Linked DNA regions of Homo sapiens: region 1 is linked to region 2. A link is a loop called in an ENCODE intact Hi-C map of the cell type or tissue named here. Cell type or tissue: K562. All regions are shown on one strand. Each heading gives the region's core, and the rest is flanking DNA. Links, peaks and the distances in the headings are about the cores only.

Region 1 (2,913 bases), core at 315-2,814, 76 kb after region 2:
GTAGCTCTATCAAGCTGTTTCCTGCCTGTAAGATTCTGGGAGTCCAACAGGCTTCTCTCATCTCATCCTGTCTCTGTTCCTTTAGGTCAAGCTGGTAGTTTCTGCTGATAAAACATGATGGGTCTCCTGTGCATATCCTGAGAGTCCACACTATCAGAAAACAGACTCCAACACAGATCCTTCTTGGATAACCCATCTCTACTCCTGGTTTCTGCAGAGTTGCTGAGTAGATCCTTTAGTCAGCCCCTGAAATGGTCTGGCTCTGTGTCCCCACCCGAATCTCATCTCGAATTGTACTCCCCGTGTGTAGAGGGAGATGGGTGACTGGATCATGGGGGCGGTTTCCTCCATGCTGTTCTCGTGATAATGAGTGAGTTCTCATGCGTTCTGATGGTTTGATGAGTGTGGGATGGTTCCTCCTTCACATGCTCACACTTTCTCCTGCTGCCTTGTGAAGGTGACTTGTGAAGGTGACTACTTCCCCTTCCGCCATGATTGCAAGTTTCCTGGGGCCTCCTTAGCCATGCAGAACTGTGAGTCAATTCAACCTCCTTTGTTCATCAATTACCCAGTCTAGTATAGTATCTTCACAGCAGGGTGAGAACGGACTAACACCTGCCCCTAATCTATCTCTTCAAAGAGCAAAACGCCACCTGGACACACCCTTGGTGAATGCTTTCCAAACAGTGAATCTCCCAATATTAGCATTTTATGTGATCTGGATAGGCTCCAAATTTTCCAAATCATCAATACCTGAATATCAAATCTAGGTCTAAAGAAGTTGAAAACACTCTTTTCACCAAGCATTCTACCTGGAAAATGAGGTCTTACTAAAGATGTTTGGTAAATTAGCAAAAACCTGTAAAATGTCACAGAAAGGGTACCTAACCGAAAAGTAACCTGATAAAGCTCTTAAAAGTTTTCCTTCAGAAAAGTTCTCTCCTAAATCCAGGAGCAATGACTGCTGTGCCTGTGCTGCCTGACACTTTTGGTCTTCCATCTGGGGGTGTGCTGACTGCACAGAGCACTTGGGGTCCCTGGTCCGTCTGCTCTGGAAGCGCACAGGCAAGCATCCCCACGCTCACTGGGTTGGAGGCTAGACCCTTGGTAAATGAGAGGAAACCCTGTCCCTAAGCCACACAAACACCCTTCACCTTCAGTGCTTTCAACAAAGCCACTGTATTTACAAGAGGTTCTTCAGTGTTCTCAGAAGGAACACCTTTATCACTTTGTCAAACAACATTCTGCCTCTAGCACCCACATATGCCTCATGTGGGAGTAAAAACACTCTGACCCAGCACTGATAAGACAGTTTTTGCATTATCAACTACAATGGTATATAGCATTTCAAAGCATACGGACGAAAGAGTTAATAAAGAGGGAAGTAACTGCAAGTCCCTGACCTCAGAGAACTTTAAATGAATACAGAATTCTGATCATCAGTTTTCCTTTTCTTATGAGAGATGCACAGGATTTAGGGAACATATATGAATTTTAGAATTACAAAAGTCAACGTTAAATACTATAATATTTTCCTCTGAAATTTACAAGGTAAATTGTATCAAGTAGCTCAAAATATTTTACTTCATACAGAGGAATTTTTATAAAACAGCTTAACTTTCTTAAATTTGAAAAGCCTTTTAAGAGTGTTAGGACAACAGATTTGTATACTGTGCAAAACCAAAACATATTTTAGAAGTCTTACCCTTTATTCAATCCAAAAGCATATTTAGCAAATACTAGAATGTATCATTATTCATATTTTACGGAAAATTTGCAAAAGGAAAACAAACTTGGCTTTAATAAAATGTGAACTTTAATTTCCCAAATCAGTGTCCTGTGCTTTTGACATCAACGGTTCTCATCCCTGCGTGCACCCTGTGTAACTGCATCCTGAGTGAGAGAAACATGGTAGAGCCTTGTGTTGAAGTGGGTGTGAGATGTTCTGGAGCTAAACAGAGGGGAACTGACAGTTCTGCTTCGTAAGTCTCTCCAAGCATGACTGAACATGCTAAACATAAAACAGCTGACTGAAAAACTAGAGCAAGAGAGACCCGCAGAAAGCCGGCTATCATCCTCATTTTCTAAGCAGACACTAGAAAAGGATACACAGACTTCACCTGGGGTGTGGGTGTTGTATGTAGATATAAATATGCATAGTCATATTTGTAAGTCTGTATAAACACATTGGAAAGGTTTGACAGAATTTAAGTGGAGACAGCAGGATTACAGATAATACTTATCTTCTTCTCTTATTATTATTATTTTTTCTTTCGAGAGAGGCTCTTGCTCTGCTGCTCAGGCTGGAGTGCAGTGGTGTGATCTTGGCTCACTGCAGCCTCAACCTCCTGGGCTAAAGCAATCCTCCCGCCTCAGCCTCCCAACTAGCTAGGACTACAGGCGCATGCCACCATGCTTGGTTAATTTTTGTTTTTGTTTTTTGGAGAGACCAGGTTTCACCATGTTGCCCATGCTGGTCTCTAACTCCTGGACTCAAGCTATCAGCCTGCCCTATTTTCTATTTTGTTTTACTATAAATACATATAATTACTGAGGTATGAAAACAAAAATTAGTTTTAGTTAAAAAATGCTTATTGCGTAAACTAATTTTCATAACTATAATTAATTTTTCTTGGCAACTGGATAAAGGTAAAAGGTCAAATCTTTCTATGTTATTTTACTAAAGAAAGAAGTGGTTGGAGATAGTCCATATAAATAAAATATTTCACTAAAATGTAATAAAAGTCTCAATACTCTTCAATGCTGTCAGTTAAAGACAGAGGTGCCCTAGATACAAAAGGAAGCAAAGCTCTCATTAGGCCTTTTACGTGGTGAAAGAGAAGCAGTCTTGAAAGGAACATCATGTGACATTCTAGAACTGAAAGAAATCAACTGACATTAAGAAAAATCAAA
Region 2 (2,913 bases), core at 47-2,546:
ATCACCAAGGCCAGAGACAACTCAGCAGAGGGACACCTTTACATACAATGCATCCTTTTAACCTCCCGACCTGTCTGGTATCTCAAATCCTACTGACCCCTTCACTCGAGAGGCAAAGACACTGGATGGAGTTGGGGCACACTCCACCTGGACTCTCCTGGTGCCTAGCAGAGCTTCTTTTTACCACAGCACGGGCTTTTCAAAAAATCATACCCTGAATCCTTAAACACCACCACTCCAGAGTGTGGACGGCAGCCTGCATGTAGCAAGAACACACGGAGGGTGCACATGGCGGTGCTGGGGACAGGCGAGGGGAGCGCCTGGTGCCAGGGAGGGCACAGAGGGTGCACACGGCGGTGCTGGGGACGGGCGAGGGGAGCGCCTGGTGCCAGGGAGGGCATGGTGGGTGCACACGGCGGTGCTGGGGACGGGCGAGGGGAGCACCTGGTGCCAGGGAGGGCATGGAGGGTGCACACGGCGGTGCTGGGGACGGGCGAGGGGAGCGCCTGGTGCCAGGGAGGGCTCCTGGTGTACACTGGGGGAGAGGGGGACCCCCCTGGCGTGTTGTAATACCATGGATTTAGAACCAGGTGGCTGGGCCGGAAACCTGTTTCTGCCACAGACTTTGTGTTTTTGGGCAAACGACCTCATTTTTCTGTACTTGTTTCCTCCTTCATAGAAATGGGCTCATAAGAGTGTTGCTCTGGGACTAACTCCGTGAATCTGCGTAAGTTCTTCTTGCTCTATTTTTAACGTGCATGTAACTGGCCTTGCAGGGCAGCCAATCATGAGCAGTAAGCGCAGTTAGTGATGGAGGGGAGGGCAGGAGTGCAGGGCCGCGGTGAGAGCTGGGGTTGGTGGGGACACGGCCAGATCCCAAAGCTCACAAGCCTCACCCTGCATTCGCCTTCCAGAGTTGGGGGAGCCCTGCAGGAGTCACGGGGCCTGATGTGCGTGTTAAAGCAAGACATGGAAATGCCTGCAATGAGCTCATGAAACGGTGCTAACCGTGTTCAGTCAGGGAAGGTGTCAAAATAAAAAACACTACTTTCCCATTAGAGGTAAAAGTGCAACAGTTTTAGCTGGTGATGGGTGAAGAAACAGGCTCTCTGGGACAAGGCTGAGGGGTGGTGCAGGAGCAAACCTGTGTGGAGGTAACACTCTCAAAGTTAAACTGCTCATACCAGTGACACACATCCCAGTCCTGGAAGTTCAAACTGCACTTACAAAAGTAGACCCTGATGTCCACACGAGGTTGACGCTGCCATATTGCTTACATGAACGAGGGTCAGGTTTTAAAAGGCTTGAACGAGCCTGCTCATAGTTAATAGCTACATCCTGCATTTCCACATAGCCAGCGGAGAGAATCTGGCAGAGCGGCAGAAGCCACTTCTGGAACTCTGCGCTTTCTGTGCCATTTCCTTGTGTGCAAAGTGAAAACAGTTCCTCCCTCACGTGGTTGTGGTGACGTGAAGGACACCCAGAGGGACAGGCCTCATGCGGCCACAGGAACAGACGCGTGAGGGCACGTGTTCCTGCAAGGCAGGTGAAGAAACAAACCCACCCCGCTCTCCTACCCGGAACAAGGCAGTGTGGGCGACTGGGCAGATGTGGGAGGGAGGGCACCGGTGGGTCTCCTACCTGGAACAAGGCGGTGTGGGCGACTGGGCAGATGTGGGAGGGAGGGCACCGGTGGGTCTCCTATCCGGCACAAGGGGGGGGTGGGCGTCTGGGCAGATGTGGGAGGGAGGGCGCCGGTGGGTCTCCTGGGGGCCAGGCGTGTGTAGGACTTAGCTGTGAGCACACACGGTCCTGCCCAAGGGGCCAACGTCTGGGGGATGCAGACAAGAGGCAGGGGTGGAGGGTGCTGGGCTCCCGGACAGCCCCAGGGGGTGTCGGGGCTGTCAGGAGACAACCCCACCCCCCTCTGCTGTGTGGACCAGGACGGGGCTCAGGACAGCCGGGCTCTCTTCCAGGGATACAGAGAGGCCCTACAATTGATTACTAAGTGCTGGGTGAGGTGTGCCTAAGCTTTAAAGCTGTGGTGTGTTCTATAAAAAGTACATTAAAAAAACCAAAGTAATGAACACTAAGCTGTATAACTATCAATTTTTGAATCTAGCAGTTTCTAACTTTTTTTTTTCTTTTTGAGACAGAGTCTTGCTCTGTCACCCAGGCTGGAGTGCAGTGGCACGATCTCGGCTCACTGCAAGCTCTGCCTCCCGGGTTCATGCCATTCTCCTGCCTCAGCCTCCCCAGCAGCTAGGACTACAGGCGCCTGCCACCACCCTGTCTATTTTTTTTGTATTTTTAGTAGAGACGGGGTTTCACCATGTTGGCCAGGATGGTCTTGCTCTCCTGACCTCATCATCTGCCCACCTCAGCCTCTCAAAGTGCTGGGATTACAGGCGTGAGCCACCGCGCCCAGCCTAGCAGTTTCAACTTATTAGGGCTAACATACTTTAAGATGCTTTAACAGTGACCCTCCCTGTAGAGAGGGCTTCTCTGTGCTCTGGAAGGTCCCGAAAGATTCGCTGCTTAAGACTCTCCATCCAGATGTTGTTGACTCCCTCTCAAATTTCAAATTTGAGCAACTCTTTCAAATTTTAACCATGTTTACAAAGCTCCTGTCTCTGACACTGGGGTTGACAATACAGAGAAATCAGTGGTAATCACATCTTCCTGAAGCCCCAGGAACTTTCTGTAGCTCAGGTGGACACTCCCAACTTAGCTACGGCCGCAATGAGCCCGCAGAGGTGGTGCAGCTGCTAACCTGCCCTGCCACCATGACACACGGCGAGAGGAGAGGTCTTTTAGAGGCTATTTTGGTAACCTCCAAGACCTGCCCTGCCACCATGACACACAGTGAGGGGAGAGGTCTTTTAGAGGCTATTTTGGTAACCTCCAAGGAGA

The links. A loop is a pair of places that touch in the nucleus more often than their neighbours do. Peaks named below come from ENCODE experiments on the same cell type or tissue, not always from the same donor. Only the 100,000 strongest peaks of a DNase experiment are listed, where the experiment ranks them.
Region 1: a loop joins it to region 2, with 10 times the contacts of the local background. A loop is called at or near these places in 1 of 110 quality-filtered maps.

Annotation. Positions count from the first base shown.
Region 1 is chr18:79,257,792-79,260,704 of GRCh38, reverse strand. All of the region lies in intron 12 of ATP9B (ATPase phospholipid transporting 9B (putative)), which reads right to left. Among named protein-coding and RNA genes, the nearest start is that of NFATC1, 140 kb to the left of the region's middle. In K562, for the core only: no CTCF peak of the experiment used is centred there; DNase peaks (open chromatin) are centred at 1,284 and 2,094.
Region 2 is chr18:79,333,593-79,336,505 of GRCh38, reverse strand. All of the region lies in intron 17 of ATP9B (ATPase phospholipid transporting 9B (putative)), which reads right to left. Among named protein-coding and RNA genes, the nearest start is that of NFATC1, 61 kb to the left of the region's middle. RefSeq lists a silencer at 506-706. In K562, for the core only: no CTCF peak of the experiment used is centred there; no DNase peak of the experiment used is centred there.